Regions from separate parts of the Homo sapiens genome. Here region 2 is linked to region 1. A link is a loop called in an ENCODE intact Hi-C map of the cell type or tissue named here. Cell type or tissue: Caco-2. All regions are shown on one strand. Each heading gives the region's core, and the rest is flanking DNA. Links, peaks and the distances in the headings are about the cores only.

Evidence for each region. Hi-C counts contacts between places; a loop is a spot of excess contacts. Peaks named below come from ENCODE experiments on the same cell type or tissue, not always from the same donor. Only the 100,000 strongest peaks of a DNase experiment are listed, where the experiment ranks them.
Region 2: it touches region 1 in a loop (23-fold over the local background); 62 of 110 quality-filtered maps call a loop at or near these places.

What each region holds. Positions count from the first base shown.
Region 1 is chr1:246,492,676-246,502,524 of GRCh38, reverse strand. The region is part of intron 1 of SMYD3 (SET and MYND domain containing 3); the gene reads left to right. Among named protein-coding and RNA genes, the nearest start is that of SMYD3, 9.7 kb to the left of the region's middle. In Caco-2, for the core only: CTCF peaks have their summits at 4,840 and 5,041 (motif pointing left); no DNase peak of the experiment used is centred there.
Region 2 is chr1:246,749,261-246,759,109 of GRCh38, reverse strand. It overlaps SCCPDH (saccharopine dehydrogenase (putative)), which reads right to left. Exons shown (of 12, transcript NM_016002.3): 6 at 754-884; 7 at 1-76. It also overlaps the pseudogene RPL35AP6. Among named protein-coding and RNA genes, the nearest start is that of SCCPDH, 30 kb to the right of the region's middle. RefSeq lists a silencer at 4,938-5,088. In Caco-2, for the core only: a CTCF peak has its summit at 5,025 (motif pointing right); DNase peaks (open chromatin) are centred at 5,009 and 8,149.

The sequences.
Region 1 (9,849 bases), core at 821-8,820:
TAGAGTAGATATTCATGAGGAATATTAGATTAATTATAGAAAAAATGGCGCATATTCAGGAGACAGATTAGATGAGTTATAGAAGATAAAGCAGGCTGGGCATGGTGGCTCATGCCTGTAGTCCCAGCACTTTGGGAGGTCGAGGCAGGTGGATCGCTTGAGCCCATAAGTTCAAGATGAGCCTGTGCGACATGGCAAAACCCTGTCTCTACTAAAAATACAAATAATTACCTGGGTGCATGCCTGTAGTCCCAGCTACTCAGAAGGCTGAGGTGGGAGAATCAATTGAGCCCAGGAGGTGGAGGTTGCAGTGAGTGGTGATCACGCCACTGCACTCCAGCCTGGGTGACAGAGTGAGACCCTGTCTCAAAAAAAAAGAAAAAAAAAAAGGCAGCTGCATTTGAGTTGCAGTGTGAGTAAATGTGACCAGGCAATAAAGGGTAATAACTCACTGTGTTTGGTGAGATGATGGAATGTCTCTTGGCCAAGGACTGAACCTGGGGTGGAGATGGAAGGGAACATCTTCATATATGAGGGTAAGAAGAAGAGGTGCCAGAAAAGGCAACAGCAGTGGTGATTGAAAAGTTTAAGGACCGCTAGGGAAGTGGTTGCTAAGTGACTCAGCCTTAGGAGAGATTGGAAATAGTCTTCTAGGAGAGAAGCATAAATTGCCTCGTGAAATGTAGGATTGTTGAAAAGTGCTGAGGGTCTACTTAAAACTTGTGTTTGTTTATTTAAAGTGGGAACAGTTAGTTGGGTCATGTTTCCTTTCTCTCCCAATTGCCAGCTGCTTGGCTATGAGAACTGGATTTACCTAGGATTGCTAGGTTAGCATGATGGACGGAGAGAGGGGACGGGAAGTTGAAGTTGTAGGCAAGGGAGGGTGTAATTGTGGATCATGGTTTCTCAGGTAGGGAATGAGGTCGTAAGGAAGGTGATGGCCAGTGAAATGTGGCCGAATCAATGGATTAGAGGTCCTCATGTGGTCAGAGAAATGGTGAGTGGTCAGATAATGGGTTGACTTGATATGTACATGCTTAGAAGTAGTGTGTGTCTTGATACAACAGGTACGGGGTGTGGCAGAATGTGGCCAAGGTAGGGAGTAAGAAAAGATTTTTGGTCAGGAAACCCAAAGGCTGAGGTTAGTTGAATTATCTAAATAATGAAGTTACTAAGAATGTTAGACATTGGCATGAATAGTTTCAGCAAAGGCAGAATTCTCACATTGGCTAAAATAACCCAAGGTTTAAGGGTCAGTAGAGTAGAAGAGGCTAGTGGAGACAAGGAAGCACTTACCTCTGTGAAAATAATGTAAAAAGACGTTACTGGGTTTACGGCTGATTTTGTAAAATATGGTTAGCACCAGGCGTAAGTGAATTGCTGCAGTGTTACAGACTCTTCCTTGGAGGCCCTGAAGGTCAAGCAACTAGCAAAATCATTTCAAAGAGCAGAACCTTGAACGATGGCTTGAAGTAGGATTTGCAACTTCCTGGGCAGTGGCTAATGGGTCTAGGATTTGAAATAAGGTGGAAGAATTGATAATAATGTGGTTTGGGAAAGGACTTTATGGATGTGACTACATTTTTCTTTTTAAGTGGGAGTCATAATTCCTGTTTCTTCTACTGCTTCCTTTTCTTCTGTAACGAGGTTTGGGAAAGGGCTTTATGGCTGAGCCCTGGTGAAAACATTTGGTCCATGTGAATGCCACAGCAGAGGGCGTTCTTAATCAGACAGGATGACCTGCTTTGTGGATAGCAGTAAGTTGTTCTTCAGACAGCCTGGTGCTTGCTCAAAAGGCTCAAGAACAGAGCAACCATGGGGACGGGGATAGAGGCTGGTGCCTGGAACTCAACAATACAGACTTCCCCTCATGATAGCCATGTGGCTTCTGCTGGTACAGAGTGCCCAGTTTGCTGCCAGTAGTAACTGGTCCTGATTCCCCAAATGGCAACACATCTTCAGGACCAGCCAGCCACCTTGTGTCGGGTTATTATGGTAGAACTTTTTGTCATGGAGGAGTCAGTTGGAATATCAATTTTTTTCCTGTACTTGGATTTGTCTTCCCTGTGTGTAATACCACCATCTCTAAGATCCACTGAGAATCTTTGATAGAGCTGTGATATTCCCCACAAGGTTGCCTCTGACCTTCCCAGAAAGAATTAGAGCAATGGGCTAATGCTTGTGGTTTTGACTGTTTATGTTTGCCGATTTCCTCATTGGAAGACTATTGGTGGGATGTAGACCAAGTCTGCCTTCTATCGAAAAAGCCAAAAAGGCTAAATACCTTCTCAACCTCCCTTGCAGCTAGGGTGCGGGCAGTGACCTAAGTTCGGTCAATCTAAGATGCTCTCTGAGGACTTTGAATAAAAGCCAGTATCACAAAGAAGAATGGTTGAGAGAATCACTCTCCAGCAACAACCAGTTTCCCAAGGAGCAGCAGCAGCAGCAGGGCCCAGTGTCTGTGGTGATGGTAGTGCAGAATCCAGCATTATCAGGCAACAGAAGCGATACAGTCCCCAGCCCCAGCCCCTGCTCTTAACATACTCTGGCATTTAAGGCAGCTGGTGTTATAGACCAGTGGTTCTCAGACCTTTTAGTCTCAGGACCCCTTTATCCTTTTACAAATTATCAAAATGGATTTGATAGGGATTTAAAAAACGTTATTGAGAGTGCTGATGATGTTTTGTTTATGTGGGTTTTATCTATTTATATTTATTGCATAAAAATTAAAACTAAGTTTTGAAAATACCTATTTAAACATAAATTTAAGGCAGGGCGTGGTGGCTCACACCTGTAATTCCAGCACTTTGGGAGGCCGAGGTGGGCAGATCACATGAGCCCAGGAGTTTGAGACCAGCCTGGCCAACGTAGCGAAACCCCGTCTCTACTAAAAATACAAAAATTAGCCAGATGTGGTGGTGCATGCCTGTAATCAAGCTACTTTGGAGGCTGAGGCAGGAGAATCGCTTGCACCTGGGAGGTGGAGGCTGCAGTGAGCTGAGACTGCGCCACTGCACTCCAGCCTGGGTGACACAGTGAGACCCTGCCTCCAAAAAATACCCAACAACAACAAAACAACAATAACAAAAATATATATATGTGTGTGTGTGTGTGTGTGTGTGTATATTTGATGGTTTGGTTACTTAAAAAATTGTTACATATATGTAAATTTATTATGTTGTAACAATTTTTTAAGGAATCAAACTATATTTTCTTTTTTTGAGATAGAGTCTCGCTTTGTTGCCCAGGCTGGAGTGCAGTGGTACAATCTCGGCTCACTGCAACCTCTGCCTCCTGGGTTCAAGCGATTGTCCTGCCTCAGTCCCCCGAATAGCTGGGACTATAGGCCCGTGTGTATTTTTTAAAACAACGAAAATTTAATGAGAATTGCATTGCTTTACATTTTTTTCATGTCTCTCTAAAGTCTGGCTTAATCAAGTGGTGGCTTACACCTGTAATCCCAGTGCTTTGTTAGGACGAGGTGGGAGGATCATTTGAGGCCAGGAGCTCACAACCACCTTGGGCAACATAGGGAAACTTCATCTTGTTAAAAAAAAAAACAAAAAATTATCTGGGTGGGATGGTGTGCACCCTTGTAATCACAGTTACTTGGGAGGCTGAGGTGGGAGGATCACTTGAGCCTAGGAGGTCAAGGCTGCAGTGAGCCATGATCGTGCCACTGGACTCCAGCCTGGGGGGTATAAGCATTCAGACCGTAGCGTCTGGTTCATCTTATATTTTTTCTTTTTAAGATAAGCAAGTATATATGTGTGTTCTTTTTTTTTTTTTTTTTTGAGACGGAGTCTTGCTCTGTTGCCCAGGCTAAAGTGCAGTGGTGCGATCTCGGCTCACTGCCAGCTCCGTCTCCCAGGTTCACACTATTCTCCTGCCTCAGCCTCCCGAGTAGCTGGGACTACAGGCACCCGCCATCACGCCTGGCTAATTTTTTGTATTTTTAGTAGAGACAGGGTTTCACCATTAGCCAGGATGGTCTCGATCTCCTGACCTCGTGATCCACCCGCCTCGGCCTCCCAAAGTGCTGGGATTACAGGCGTGAGCCACTGTGCCCGGCCTATATGTGTGTTCTTATTTTCCATTCTTAGTTTTGCACTTGCTTCATTATCTTTGTGTCTACTGGAAATCACTCTACTATCAGTTCATGGAGATCTTCCTTATTCGTTATAGCTCCATAATGCTCAATTTTATGTATCCACTGTACTTTCTAATTTCCTATGTGTGGATATTTAGGCAATTTCCAGTATTTTGCAATTGTGCATATTGCTCTAATGAATAACCTTGCATGTGTGTATTTTTATATTGTTGCTGGTGTATCTTCAGGGTAGATTCCTCAAAATGGGATTTCTGGGTCAAGGTGTAAATACCTATGTGGGGTTGTACCATTTTGCATTCCCACTAATGATGTATGTGAGTACTTGTTTCCCTTAGCTTTGCAGCCTGAACTTTTGAATTTTTGCTAAGCTTATGGGTGAGAAGTGGGATCTTAGTATAGTTTTAATTTGCATTTAAATTGCATTATGGGTGAAGTTAAACATCTTTTCATGTGTTTAAAGGCCATATTTATATCTTTTTGTGATTTGTCTGTATTTATCTTTTGCTCATTTTTCTTGTTTTTTCCTTTTCTTTTTTTTTTTCCTCTAGAGACTGGGGTCTCCCTGTGTTACCCAGGCTGTAATGCAGTGGTTTGATCATAGGTCACTGCAGCCTTGAATTCCTGGGCTCAAGTGATCCTCCCTCCTCAGCCTCCAGAATTTTCTGAGCAGCTGAGACCACAGGCGTGCAACATCATACCCAGCTAATTAAAAGAAAATTTTTTTTTAGAGATGAGATCTCCCTAGGAGGCTGTCCTCCCACTCACTTTGAGATTCTTTTGGGGGTTCTCTGATTTGATTTTACATTTAACTGTATATGCTACCATCTGTAGCACCTCGTAGATCAAGTTTCAGATGATTTTCCATTTCTATCTGGGAGTTCCCCATTATCTCTTAATCAGATGTGATGCTCCCTCTGGTGGACAATGGAGTAAAAAGCATACAAATATTTTTCAGAAAGGCAACTTATTTTTTAGCCACTAAAACACTGTCTCTGAGTGGTCTCCTTCATGAACCCCCTTTCCAAACTGTTCTTAGCCTCTGACATTTGCCATTAACTCTTATTTTGAATTAGACCAAAAAAGGGCAAACAAGTTAAATTTTGTCATAAATATCTATATAAAACTCACTAATGAAATTTACATGGTATAGTGGCTTATTGATGATGACCATGTTTTTCACAATAAGAGTCGAAACCTATGTTTGAAACTAGTAGTTTTACTTGGAGTTGGTATGATCTGGAGGGAAAATTGTGCTTGTTGATCTCCTTACAGTTTATTACTACAAGAAGATTCTGTGTAAATGAGTTTTTCCCCTAGTTTTTGACATAATAATTACTTGTTAGTATAGAAAAAATAAAGGCCACTTGTGGGATAACCTTGTGTTTTATATCTCATTCTACTATTTGAAAAGTGAAAATGGACAGAGCCATTACTAGTTGTTTAAATATAGTACAATCAAGAATGTTTCCTTTTTAAAGTTTACTTGTTGCCAGTTTACTGTTTTATACACGGCCTATTCATGTTTAGTTTTAAACATTTAAAAGCATTTATAACAGTAGGCTAATATTGATCTTTTTGTTTGTTTGTTTGAGACAGAGTCTCACTCTGTCACCCAGGCTGGAGTGCAGTGGTGTGCTCCTGGCTCACTGCAGCCTCAACCTCCTGGCTGAAGTCATCCTCCTACCTCAGCCTTGAGTAGCTGGGACCACAGGCATGCACCACCATGCCCGGCTAATTTTTATATTTTTTGTAGAGATGGGGTTTCACCATGTTGCCCAGCCTGGTCTTGAACTCCTGGGCTCAAGCAATTCACCTGCATCGGCCTCCCAAAGTGCTGGGACTACAGGCATGAGCTACCGCATCTGGCCAATACTGATTTTTAAAATTCATTACTTGGGTTGAGAATTATAATGTAAGCAAGTCCTCTTTTTGTTGTTCTTATAGCATTTGCAGCAAAAATAAATAAGAGCAACCACAAGGGGATAAGATAGATTGATAGACTGGGCAGATTTGAATATATAAAAGTTAAAAACATCCTTATGTTAATGAACCATCTTATAATGAAAAAAATCAAGAAACTGGCCAGGCGTGGTGGCTCACGCCTGTAATCCCAGCACCTTGGGAGGCTGAGACGGGCAGATCACGAGGTCAAGAGATAGAGACCATCCTGGCCAACATGGTGAAATCCCATCTCTACTAAAAATACAAAATTAGCCGGGCGTGGTGGTGTGCGCCTGTAATCCCAACCACTTGGGAGGCTGAGGCAGGAGAATCGCTTGAACCCGGGAGGCAGAGGTTACGGGGAGTTGAGATCATGCCACTGCACTCCAGCCTGGCGACAGAGTGAGACTCCATATCAAAACAATAACAACAACAACAACAAAAAATCAAGAAACTGACGAAAATATTTCAACATAAAAAGGAATATTATTATTATTATTATTATTTTTTGAGGTGAAGTCTCACTGTCACCCAGGCTGGAGTACAGTGGCATGATCTGAGCTCACTGCAGCCTTCGCCTCCCAGGTTCAAGCAATTCTGCCACCTAAGCCGCCTACCTCCGCCCTCTGAGTAGCTGGGACCACAGATGCGTGCCACCACCCCTGGCTAATTTTTTTTTTTTATTTGGTATTTTTGGTAGAGATGGGGTTTTGCCATTTACTCAGGCTGGTCTTGATCTCCTGAGCTCAAGTGATCCCCCTGCCTTGGCCTCCCAAAGTGCTGGGATTACAGGTGTGAGTCACTCGCATGGCCAAAAAGTGTATATTTGTAATATGTAAAAATTGTTCATAAACTGATAAGAGAAAGCAACTTACTTCTGAAGTAACTAACTAGTTCTTGGGACTTTTTCCCTCTTTGTGTTTGTCTTTGAACAGCTCTCATCTTTAGATTTCCTTTGAGAAATTCCCTTGTAACTCGTTGGTTCTCGACATTGGCTACACATTGAAAGCACTCGGGGAGATTTAAGAAATGCTGGTGCATGGGTCCTGCCCTCAGAGATTCTCATTTAATTTGTCTGGAGTGTGGCTGGAGCATAGACCTTTTTTTTTTTTTTTTTTTTTTTTGAGACGGAGTCTTGCTCTGTCACCCAGGCTGGAGTGCAGTGGCATGATCTCGGCTCACAGCAAGCTCCGCCTCCCGGGTTCATGCCATTCTCCTGCCTCAGCCTCCCGAGTAGCTGGGACTACAGGCGCCCGCCACCACGCCTGGCTAATTTTTTGTATTTTTAGTAGAGATGGGGTTTCACCGTGTTAGCCAGGATGGTCTCGATCTCCTGACCTCGTGATCCACCCGCCTTGGCCTCCCAAAGTGCTGGGATTACAGGCGTGAGCCACCGCGCCCGGCAGAGCATAGACATTTTTAATACTCCCCAGATTATTATAGAGCAGTCTGGGTTGACAGCTCCTATCTTTCTTTTCCATCTTCACTGACTCCCTGCTTCTCTGTGCCTTTATATCCAAGGGCTAAGGTAAAATTGCCACAGCTGGGATTAGTCCAACTGCTTATAATATCTATAAATAATTCTGCATGTTCAGTTTTAAACTGGACATTGACATTAGCATGTTCTGTTTACATTTAAATAATTGTCATAGGTAGGACAAACAGGAATTATGTTGAATTTTTAATTGGCATGGTTATGATAGATGTTTCTCACAAATGAATTTGAGTATATAAAAATTTAATCCTTGTTAGCATTTTTTAGCTGCTGTGTTTACGTCTTGTTAGAAAGTAGATGTTAATTGGAAAGATTTATGTTGTACCAATGATCAAGAAACCTTGGGTAGTAGGTAACAGTTTCTCTGGGCAGTTTAATTTTTGAGTTTTTGACTCTAATATTGGATGCTCAGTTTTAGTGGTGAAAACTTAAGCATCTTACAAAAAGACTTACTTAAAATCTATGAATCATTGGTATTTTACACATTTACCTGTGGAATTTAAAAATATCCAGATGTCTGAGCAACATCCTTAAGGGTCCCATAATTGTTTAAAGCTTCACAGGTAATGCTAATGCATAGCCAGAGTTGAGAACCTTTGGGAAAGGAATAAAAAAAAAGTCATGATACCAGTGAAATAAGTGGTAGAGATAACAACTATGGAGGAATAACTAATTGGGAAATGTGCATACATTGTTTAGTAGACCATTATGACTGCAGCGAAGTGCTGTTTGTATAGATGATAGATTATAAGTTGGGATAGCGTCTGTGATACAGAAGGCCTTGCTGAGGTTAAGAGATTTTGAACTTTATTTTCTAGGTACAACTCTTGAGGAGCCCATAGAGATTTTTGGGCTGCAGTATGAGGTGCACATGGAAGATTTGTGTAGGAGTCCTGATTTGGGTGAATTTTGTGATGAGGGAGAGAAGTGGAAAGACTGGAGATGAGGATTCCAGTTAGGAGAAAATGTGCGTTATTCTAGATGTGAAGTGATGAAGGCCTGAGCTAGGGGACTGGTAGAGGGCCTGGAACCAAACATGTTGAGGAGTTCACCCACGTTGTTGACCGATTAAAGGGCAAGGAAGCAGTGAAGGGTGAGTGCTGGGTTTTGAGCTAGAACTATTGGAATAGTGGTGACAGTACTGCTCTGTGGTGAAGGGTGAGTGCTGGGTTTTGAGCTGGAACTATTGGAATAGTGGTGACAGTACTGCTCTGTGGTGAAGGGTGAGTGCTGGGTTTTGAGCTGGAACTATTGGAATAGTGGTGACAGTAGTGCTCTGTGGTGAAGGGTGAGTGCTGGGTTTTGAACTATTGGAATAGTGGTGATACTACTGCTCTGTGAAGTCATTGGTGTGAGTGTGATCTCCCAGTAGTAAGTTAGGCAGCAAAAGATAGCATTGCTGAGGATCAAGCTTAAGAGAAAAAGCTTCTCAGGATTGGGAGACCATAGAAGACCTCCATAAATGGGTTAATAGTGCCCCTTTTTGGCCTAGTTTTTACTGCCTGGGTAAGTAGGGTAAGTAAGTTAATCTGAGTCTCAGTTTTGCCTTTTTGAAATGAAGGTATTGAGTGATTTCTGACATCCTTTTTAAGTTTTCTGCAGTTTTAGAAACCATTTATGTATTTGCTACAGCTGCCTCCTCCTACTCCTCTTTCTTTTTATTTATTTATTTTTTCAGAGAGACAAGGTCTCACTATGTTGTCCAGGCTGGCCTCAAACTCCTGGCCTCAAGTGATCCTCCTACCTCAGCCCCCCTCTCCTCCCCCCCAGTAGCTAGGACTACAGACCAATGTGCCTGGCCACCTCCTCCTTTTTTTGTAACAGCTTTATTGAGATATAACTCATATACCATACCATTTGCCTATTTAAAGTGATATAAAGTAACATTAACTTTACCCTTTTATTTATTTAAGTGTACCCTTCGGTGGCATTAAGTACATACTAATATCACCATAATCAACTTTAGAAAATTCTTATCACCCACAAAAGAAACAATGTACCTTAAGGCTGTCTTCCACTGTAATTAAACAGAGGAAAACATAAGGATTAAACCCTTGAATTGAGGCTTTACCATGTACCTGCCTTGTGAATTTACAGGGCCAGTTAGAAATCCCTTCCAGTTCAAACCGGCTCCTTGCAGTGCTGACCCACGAGGTGGCAGTGTGGGAACACTAGGAAGGAAAAGGGCTGGAGGAATCCACCTCTATATTTAGAAACAGGCTGTACACAGTTAACATCTATTTGTAGTGGTACATGTAGTTGTTATCCAGGCATCCTCAGAGGATCATAGATTGAAAGTCTC
Region 2 (9,849 bases), core at 717-8,716, 260 kb before region 1:
CCTTACAACAGACACATCAGATCCCATAAAAGGAATGGAATAACCTTTGAGTTCCCGACAATAAGAAATTGGCCACCTGCAAGACAGACCTATGAATATTTTGCATTTCCTGCAATTACAACTTTGGCTGGTAAATGTCTGAATAAGCAAATCAGTGGCAGGGCATGGTGGCTCATGCCTGTAATCCCAGCACTTTGGGAGGCCGAGGCAGGAGGATCACTTAAGGCCAGGACTTTGAGACCAACTTGGGCAACAAAGAGAGACTCTGTCTCAAAAGAAAAAAAAAACCAGAACGCTCCTTTCAACAGCCCAACCCTAAATTCTTACCTCTAAACTTCTCACATATGTCCTGCAGTATAAAACTAAACTAAAATAAATTTTTAAAAAAGAAAAAAAGTTCTCACATAAAATTTAGTTGACAGTTAATTTCTATATTGATAGTGAAAAGTCATCATAAGATTCACTTATTTCCTAGGATTCACATGTTTTATTACACACGAAGTACTTAAGCTTATGGTAATGGATTAATTATGTCTTATTTATCTTAAGCTTATGGTAATGGATTAATTATATCTTATTTATCTCAAGCATATGGTAATGGATTAATTATATCTTATTTATCTGTGAAAACAATTCTGAACTTACTACAAATTAGTCTCCAAGCTTTTCTTAGTAACATACTTTATTAATAGCCAACCCAACAACAATATACTTAGACTAGATATATAAAAAATGGATTTTAAGTTAATTTACCTTCTCTTCAATTTTGGACCAATGAGCGGGACAGGTTTCAGATTTGATACATTTCTTAGTTTTCTCAAATTACTCTGATCTCCAAAACCATAAATTGCTGACTTCCAGGTACCATCATGAATGCTCAACCCCTAATAAAATATTTCAAGAGTTAAAGAAACATGAAAGGGTAGTTACTAAAATGTAAAGCCAAGTAACTTATCATTGTTACAAACAATATTTCACTTATATTTGGACAAGACATAATCCCTGATTTAATAATCTTGAGGAGAATTTTCATGACCAGCTAGGGAGCAGTCACATTCATTAGCTTGATCATACCCAATATTTACACCGAGAAGCCCTTTCTTCTCCCCTCCTATCATTCTTTATATTCTGTAATAAGTTATTTAGTTTTACTTCATCAATTTTACTCAACTAATTGACCATATTCCTTCAAGATCAGCCACTCTAATCCTTTTTTTTCTGCCCCATATGATCTGCAGGAATAGCCACCCTAATCCTCTCTCGATCCTACACAAATTCCTCAACATTTCTGGATATGTCCGTGTGCACATTTATGCATACATACACTGTGTACTGTCCATCTCTCCATCCTGTTACACCTGGTTCCCCGTCTACCTCCAACACCTCTTACTCTAGCCCCAAGTTATAGATCTGTCTTCCTACTGAAGTCTTAGTAAAATAATTGTTTAAAACATTTAAAGTTCACTAATAATGATTTGTATTTTAATTGCTTTCCTCAATCCCTTGATTTCTTTTTGGTATCACAGCCAGTACAGAGTCCTTAGTATTTGCCTGATCTTACTCAGACTCTCATTTATTCACTGATTTTTCATCCTTTCATGAGACTTTGGGCTGTCAGTGCCTTCCATTCTACCAATACTCTTTACAGCTTCCCCAACCCTTACCTCTAGCGCCACCGAGAAACGAGTGGCTGAGACCCCAGGAGAGGACACGACCTCTGAATTTACTATCACAGCGCTGGCCCTTTTTTTTTTTTTTTTTTTTTGAGACAGAGTCTTGCTCTTGTCACCCAGACGGGAGTGCAATGGCACGATCTCAGCTCACTGCAACCTCTGCCTCCTAGGTTCAAGCAATTCTCCTGTCTCAACCTCCCGAGTAGCTGGGATTACAGGTGCCCACCACCATGCCTGGCTAATTTTTGTATTTTTAGTAAAGACGGGGTTTCACCATGTTGGCCAGGCTGGTCTCGAACTTCTGACCTCAGGCAAGCCGCCCGCCTTGGCCTCCCAAAGTGCTGGGATTGCAGGCATGAGCCACCGCGCCCGGCCTAGCACTGACCTTTCTTTCCCAACCTCTAGGTGGGCCTTTTAATTCTCTATTACAGGAATAAACTTCATTTATTATATTGATTGTACATAATTGTATTATGTCCTTCCTTCTATGTTGTTTACATTGTTTAGGTCAACAGAGTAATTCAGAAAGATTCAAAACTAATTCTGTCACAAGATTTTCAAAGAGGGATATGTGGGAGGCAGATATGAAGGTACCTTTCATTGTTAATAAACAAAATAAGAGAAACAATAAAACCATCCAAAGATTCAGGTTTTCCTATCTCAGCTTTGATGATACTGAAAAGCAGAGATACCAAATCTAACTTTCATTCTGGTACAGATTTATTTCTTCTGTTTTATTAAAACTACAACAGAACTAAAGTCTTAAAGGTTTGATTTGTTATCTACTCAATCTGAGCCTAGCCAAAAGGGCCTATGTGAATCTCTACAAATGTAAAGATTCCAAACACCAGGAGAAAACAGCTTTTTAAAAATCTAAACATATTTTCTTATACAACTAAGCCATTGAAAAGGAAAAAATTACATTCAATTTAAAAAACTATTTGCGTTTCACAGAAAAATATAGAGACGTACCTAATACAATTTTATTAAATTGTATATTCATGTATGTTATGAAGCCAACGTACATGTAAACATCCAGGTCAAGAACTACAGGTAACCAGCAACTAAGAAGGCCCTCCTTCCGTCCTGCCTTTACAGTAATCAAGAAAAATTCTTTTCTTTAGAGTTTAATCACCTAAGAATTCATCCCTAAACAGTACAATTAGTTTTGCCTGTTTCTAAGCTCTACAGAAATGCAATCAAGCAAGATTTATTACTGAGTGTTTGGCTTCTTATGCTCAAAATTGTGATGTCAGGATTTACCACGTGTTGTAAGTAACTCCTACATTGCAGCTAGCCTTTTGACTTTCTTAATCGTGTGTTTTGGGAAACATTCTCAATTTTAAAAGTACACAAACGTATCACTTTTTCATTACATTTAATGCCTCTTTGTCTTTTTGTAAAAGCCATTCCCAACCGTGAGGGCATCCACAATCCATCTAAACTTGATTTTGGTACGGGGTGCAAAAGTATGAATCCAATTCCATTTTTTCTCCAAGTAGATACTCAATTGTCCCAGCAGCATCTACCGAAAAGCCCCCTTGCTGTTCCTGCCAACTTGAAGCCCGGAGGCCTGCTGGGAGGAGGAATTCTAAATGACAAGTATGCCTGGAAAGCTGTGGTCCAAGGCCGTTTTTGCCGTCAGCAGGATCTCCAGAACCAAAGGGAGGACACAGCTCTTCTTAAAACTGAAGGTATTTATGGCTGACATAAAATGAGATTTGATTTGGGCAGGAAATGCGCTTATGTGTACAAAGAATAATACTGACTCCTGGCAGCAAACCAAACAAAACCAGAGTAAGGTGGAGAAAGGTAACGTGTGCCCACGGAAACAGTGGCACAATGTGTGCCTAATTCCAAAGCAGCCGTCCTGCTTAGGCCACTAGTCACGGCGGCTCTGTGATGCTGTACTCCTCAAGGATTTGAACTAATGAAAAGTAAATAAATACCAGTAAAAGTGGATTTGTAAAAAGAAAAGAAAAATGATAGGAAAAGCCCCTTTACCATATGTCAAGGGTTTATGCTGACTTAATAACAGGTCTTGATCTCCAAGAGTGTCTTTCTGCCTTATTCTCTTTCAAGAATATCTTGCCTGTTCTCAGCCCTTTGAGTTTCCACATACATTTTAGAAACAGCTTGTCCAGATGCACATCGAAACAAAACAAACAAAAAAACCTGTTTGTGATTTTGATGGGAATTGCATGAGATTATAAACAAATTTGAAGAAAATTAACTACAAAATGGATTCATATTTTAATCCATGAATACGCTGGATCCTTCAATTTATGTCTTCTTTATGGTCCCTCAATAAAGGTTTACAGTTTTCTTCAAAGAAATCTTGTACACTTTCTATTACTTACTCTTAGGTACTTGATTTATTTAATGCTATCATAAATGGTGTTTTTTACAAAAATAATCACCTTCTAACTGTAGCTGGCATACAGAAATACAGCTGATTTTTATATTAATTTCATATCCAGGAACAATAAAAACTATTGTGGAAATAAATGAAACAGAATAGAAAAAATCAACAAAACTAAAAGTTGGTTCTTTGAAGAGGTCAACAAAACTGACACATTTTGGCTAGACAGACCAAAAAAAAGAGAAAGAAAACCCAAACTACTAAAATCAGGAATAAAAGAGGGAACATTATTACCAACCTTATAGAAATAAAAAGGAGTATAAAGGAATACTATGAAAAGTGTATGCCAACAAATTAGATAACCTAGGTGAAACGGACACATGTCTGCTCAGTGGATCACGACCCTCTCACACGGACCCCCTTAGAGTTGTAAGCCCTTAAAAGGGACAGGAATTGCTCACTCGCGGAGCTCGACTGCTGGAGACGTGAGTCTTGCCGAAGCTCCCAGCCGAATAAAGCCCTTCCTTCTTTAACTTGGTGTCTGAGGGGTTTTGTCTGCAGCTTATCCTGCTACAGCCTAGTTGAAAAAATTTATGTTCAAGTGCTATTTCTTTTGCGGCACTGAAAATTTACTTCTAACAAATTTGGGGGCCCGCCCGGGATTCCCATTCTCCTTTGGTGAAGGGTCTGGTCCTCTCCCATGAGGAGGCATGCCCCGCTGCCTTGTTGCAGTGGCCTCAGGGGTAAGGAATCAAGACCCACCGGGTGTGACAAATAAACCCGGACTCTCAGCAATGCAGAAAGAAACTGGCTGGCGACCTGGGGAAAGGGATCATCACACACCGCAGCGACCAGGTAACTCTGTGCACAGACCAAGGTAAGAAACACCACAGGAGCAGCCAAGCGTTTCCTCGGTGGTCGGGATACTCTGCGGGGGTTGAAAGTGTGTGTGAATGCGAGGAGCCTCCAGCAGGTGGGGCTAAAGGATAGGAGACACATCTCTAAGATGAGAGATGGGGCCTAACCAGGACCCAATATGGGAAATACCCCAAGCAAGACAGGGACCAAGAAGGACAAAGATAACAAGGATATTCCCCTTGAGTGCCCCCTAGGTCTCATGTTAAAATACTAGAAGGATAATGAAAGGACCAAAAACAAGAAAAAGCAGCTGCTGTCCCAGACCCTTCTCCTATCCCCATTGTCCCCCTCCTTATAACCCTGCCTCCTGGGAACTGTCCCAGGAGCCCACTCACTACGAGCGTTAAGTCCTCTTCCCTAAAAGGACTTCAGCGTGAGATAGAGCAATGTAAAAAGGATTTTCAGAACTTCCCTTTCCTCTCTTCTCGGGGGAAGAAAGAGCCACGATCCGTCGAACTGCTATGGGAGTCTTGGAACGTGAACACCCTTCTGGCCAAAACGTTCCTACAGCGGATCAAAAATTTCCCGCCCAAAACCTCAGGTGGGACAATAACAATGCAGCCCCTCAAGAAAATATGCAGGACCTTAGGGAATTGATAATAAAGGGGATTAAAGAATCAGTATCCCAGAATCTTACCCAAACATTTTATGTACAGCAAGGGAAAGATGAAGCACCTATAAAATTTTTTAGATTAAAGGAACAAATGAGAAAATATGCTGGTCTAGGTCTCGAGGATCCTCTTGGGCAGGGAATGTTAAAACTGCATTTTGTCACTAACAGTTGGCCAGATATTAATAAGAAATTACAAAAGATAGAGAACTGGAAAGATAAACCTATAGAAGAGCTTCTAAGAGAAGCCCAAAAAGTGTATGTAAGAAGAGATGAAGAAAAAAGCAGAAAGCAAAAATTCTGCTGTCTACCATACAACAAAGTACCCAGGGGGCCAGAACCTGTAAAGAACCTAGACCCCCACTCTCCAGGCAACATAAAGAGGATGAAAGAGTAAAGCCAGGAGACTCAAAGGTAGAGAAAAAAAATCCTAGAGGAGAAAGACTGACAGGGAACAGAAGGAGTCAAGGAGAGAGAAAGAGAGAGAGAGAGAGTCAAAGAAAAAGAGAGAGAGAGAAAGAGACAGAGAGGCAAAGAGAGAGAAAGAGACAGAGAGGCGGAGAGAGAGAGAGACAGAGACACAGACGAAGAGGCAAAGGGAGAGAAAGAGGACAAAACAAATGTTTCGAATTAAAAATAGGTCACTTCAAAAGACAATGTCCCAAATGGGAAAAAGAACAAAAGTCATATATAAAAGCAAATCAGTTCATATTAAATTTCTGTTAATTCCAGAGGCAGGAACAAACTTATCAGAGAGAGATTTAGTACTAAAATTTGGCTTACGCCTCTATATTGATTAGGGAAAATTCCTCCCCTCCCTAAACTTGCTCCCCACCGCAGACAAAGAACACATTCATCCCAAGGTATGGTCAAAAGACAGGAATCGAGGAAAGTTACAGATTCCTCCGATTCGTGTTAAATTAAAAAAATTAAAAACCCCTGGGGAAGTAGAAAAGAGAAAGCAATACCCTATTCCTTTAAAAGTGAGGGTAAATTTAAAACCTACAATTGATAATTGAAGGTCTTCTCTGTGACGGGCTGCTTAAACCCTGTATGTCTCCCTATAACACTCAAATTCTGCCTGTAAAGAAGCCAGATGGGTCATACTGGTTAGTGCAAGAACTTAGAGCTATTAATCAGATAGCCAAACAGACTACCGTTTCTTAGCTGTACAACTGGCCTGCTTTGCAGCTAGGGAAAACCTAGGACACATGGAGTTAAATGCTAGGAGAAGCCAGACCTCATCTGCACTTCTGTCTAGGTCCTAGGCTCTACACCTAGCACATAATTAAAATCCCAAACTTACAAGGTTTTCAACAAAAGTAAAGTTTGCTAAAAGTTAAGTCTAACATGTATGATCCTAACTTCTAATCTTGTGGCCTCAGGCAGTCTAGTCCACAGACATGAAGGCAGTGTGCTTTGGAAAAGAATGGTTATCATCTTTGACATTAAAAAAAAAGGAGAATTAGCCGGGCGCGGTGGCTCAGGCCTGTAATCCCAGCACTTTGGGAGGCCGAGGCGGGTGAAGCATGAGGTCAGGAGATGAGACCATCCTGGCTAACACGGTGAAAGCCCGTCTCTACTAAAAAAATACAAAAAAAAAAAAATTAGCCGGGCGTGGTGGCGGGAGCCTGTAGCCCCAGCTACTCAGGAGGCTGAGGCAGGAGAATGGCATGAACCCGGGAGGCGAGCTTGCAGTGAGCTGAGACTGCGCCACTGCACTCCAGCCTGGGCGACAGAGCGAGACTCCATCTCAAAAAAAAAAAAAAAGGAGAATTTATGTAAAAAGAATCTTATATGGTAAATTCTTGTCCTAAAGTAAATTAACTGGTTGTTTAAAGAAAGGGATATTTACGACAAGTCAGAAAGTTAAGGCATGTCAAAGGTCGTCTGTGAAAGTCGTGAAAAATGTTATAAAAGGGAATTTATGCAAGAAATGTCATATAATTGAAAAGTAATTAGGCCTCCTGAATGTAAAACTATTGAAGAAACAGTTTATGTGCAAGGTGTGTAAGGAAAGTAAAATATACTTTTGGTAAAAGGATTATAAGGAGGCATAAGAATGTGGATTTTTACCTACATTAAAAGGTTAAAAATTGTTTTGAAGGTTTAAGCAAGGTTTGAAAAGTTAATTGTAAAGGAAATTCTGTGTGTAAACATATTGGTTAAAGTTTCTGTAAACTGGACATTAAAATAAAAGCACAACAGGTTTTTCTTAAAGTACTAACCTGTTCTTTAACAAAAATTATAAAGGGTTAAAAAGAGTCTATAAAAAACTTATGGTCAGACATTAAAATTGGATAAATATGTCTAAAAGGTTTTATTAAAATTGAGTTTAACATTAATAGCACACTAATAGAAAGGTGACATTTAGCTGATCTGCTAATTGTCAAATATAAAATGGCATTTGGGTTTCTTTGGTCTAAAAAATTAATAAAAACAGTTGCTAAAGAGAATTCTGAAGGAAAATGGATACTGCCAGACCAGAGAGAAATGTTATCCAAACCCCTTATGAGCGAAATGTTGTTCCAGCTGCGTCAAGGGACCCACTGGGGGCCCCACGCCATGTGTGACGCAGTCCTCAGAGTTTATGGGTGCACAGGAATTTATACCCCGGCCAAACGGGTTACAGACAGTTGCTCAGTATGTAAGAAAACCAATAAACAAACTATAAAAAGATTACCCCTTGGGGGAAGGAGTCCAGGCTTAAGGCCATTCCAAAGTATCCAGATTCATTACACAGAGATGCCTCCAATTGGTCGTCTAAAGTATTTATTAGTAATAATAGATCACCTTACTCGTTGGGTACAAACTATTCCCTTTTCAAGTACAACTGCTAGTAATGTAGTCAAGGCATTAGTTGAAAATATTATACCCAGGTTTAGATTAATAGAAAGCATTGACTCAGATAATAGGACTCATTTCACTGTACATGTCATTAAGAAATTAGCCCAGGTACTGGATATAACATGGGAATATCATACTCCCTGGCACCCACCTTCATCAGGAAGAGTGGAAAGAATGAACCAAACTCTAAAAAAGCCACCTAACCAAATTAGTCTAGAGACTCGGGTGCCATGGACTAGCTGCCATCCCATTGCCCTGCCTAGAATCTGAACTGCCCCTCGGAAAGATGTTCGCTTATCCCCTTACGAAGTGTTGTATAGGTTGCCCTGTTTGCACTCCACTGCTGACATTCCCACAGTCAAAACAAAAGATCAGTTCCTCAGAAATTGTATGTTTGGTTTATCTTCCACTTTCTCGTCCCTCAGAACTATAGGTCTTTCAGCACAGGTACCCCCCCGCTAGAGTTTCCAGTACACCAACATTAGCATGAGGACCGTGTCCTTGTCAAAAGCTAAAGGGAAGGAAAACTCGAACCCGCTTTCGAAGGACCCTACCTAGTGCTTCTAAGCACCAAGACCGCGGTTCGAACAGCAGAAAGAGGATGGACTCATTACACCTGGGTCCAAAGAGCACCACCCCCTCCAGAATCATGGACAGCTATTCCAGGGCCAACTCCAACCAAGCTAAAGCGAAAATGGGTTTGAACCTCCTATACTGCATCTCTTTCTTTTCCCCTTCTATTGCTAGTCCTCTCTTTACTAGTGTAACTAGGTCAAGTTCACCCCAAACCATTACTTTTGACGCTTGCCTTCTGATGCCCTGTGAAGATTTGTCAAACCAGAGGCAAATCTACACTTTAGAAAAGTATCTTTATCCTTCCTAGCTCTCCTCAGACTGGAAATCTGTTAACTGAGATAAGTTAGTTTGGGAGGACTTTGACAAAGAGTCCAGTATGAACTGGGAATCTTGTCCTCCTAGAGCAGAGCTTCTCTGCCGAAATTTGTCCGATGCTCTATAAAACACCAAAGAGCAAGGACGGACGGCCCCAACTAGTACTTGCAGCTTCTTAAAACCATACATTCATTTTACTAAAGGAGTTTCCCCTCCCCATGGTCAGCTGAACCAATGTAATCCAGCACAGATGACGACTGCTGCTCCCCAGAGTTCTTCCCCTTCATTAGGCCATTTCTGTGGTGTAGGAGAAGTCTCAGGGAAGGACCCCATAGGATCCTTTGAAATGTACTTCATTGCCTCCTCACATCCTGCACCCCCTTCTCCCTCGTCTAAGTTCTCCACTAACCAAACTTTCTCTCATTATATACCCAATGATAAAACCTATGTAGCTACTGTAGAGGTTAAAGATTTAAAACAAACTACAGCAATTGAAACAGGGTATCTGGATGCAAATGCTTGGCTGGAATGGATAAAATATTCTGTTT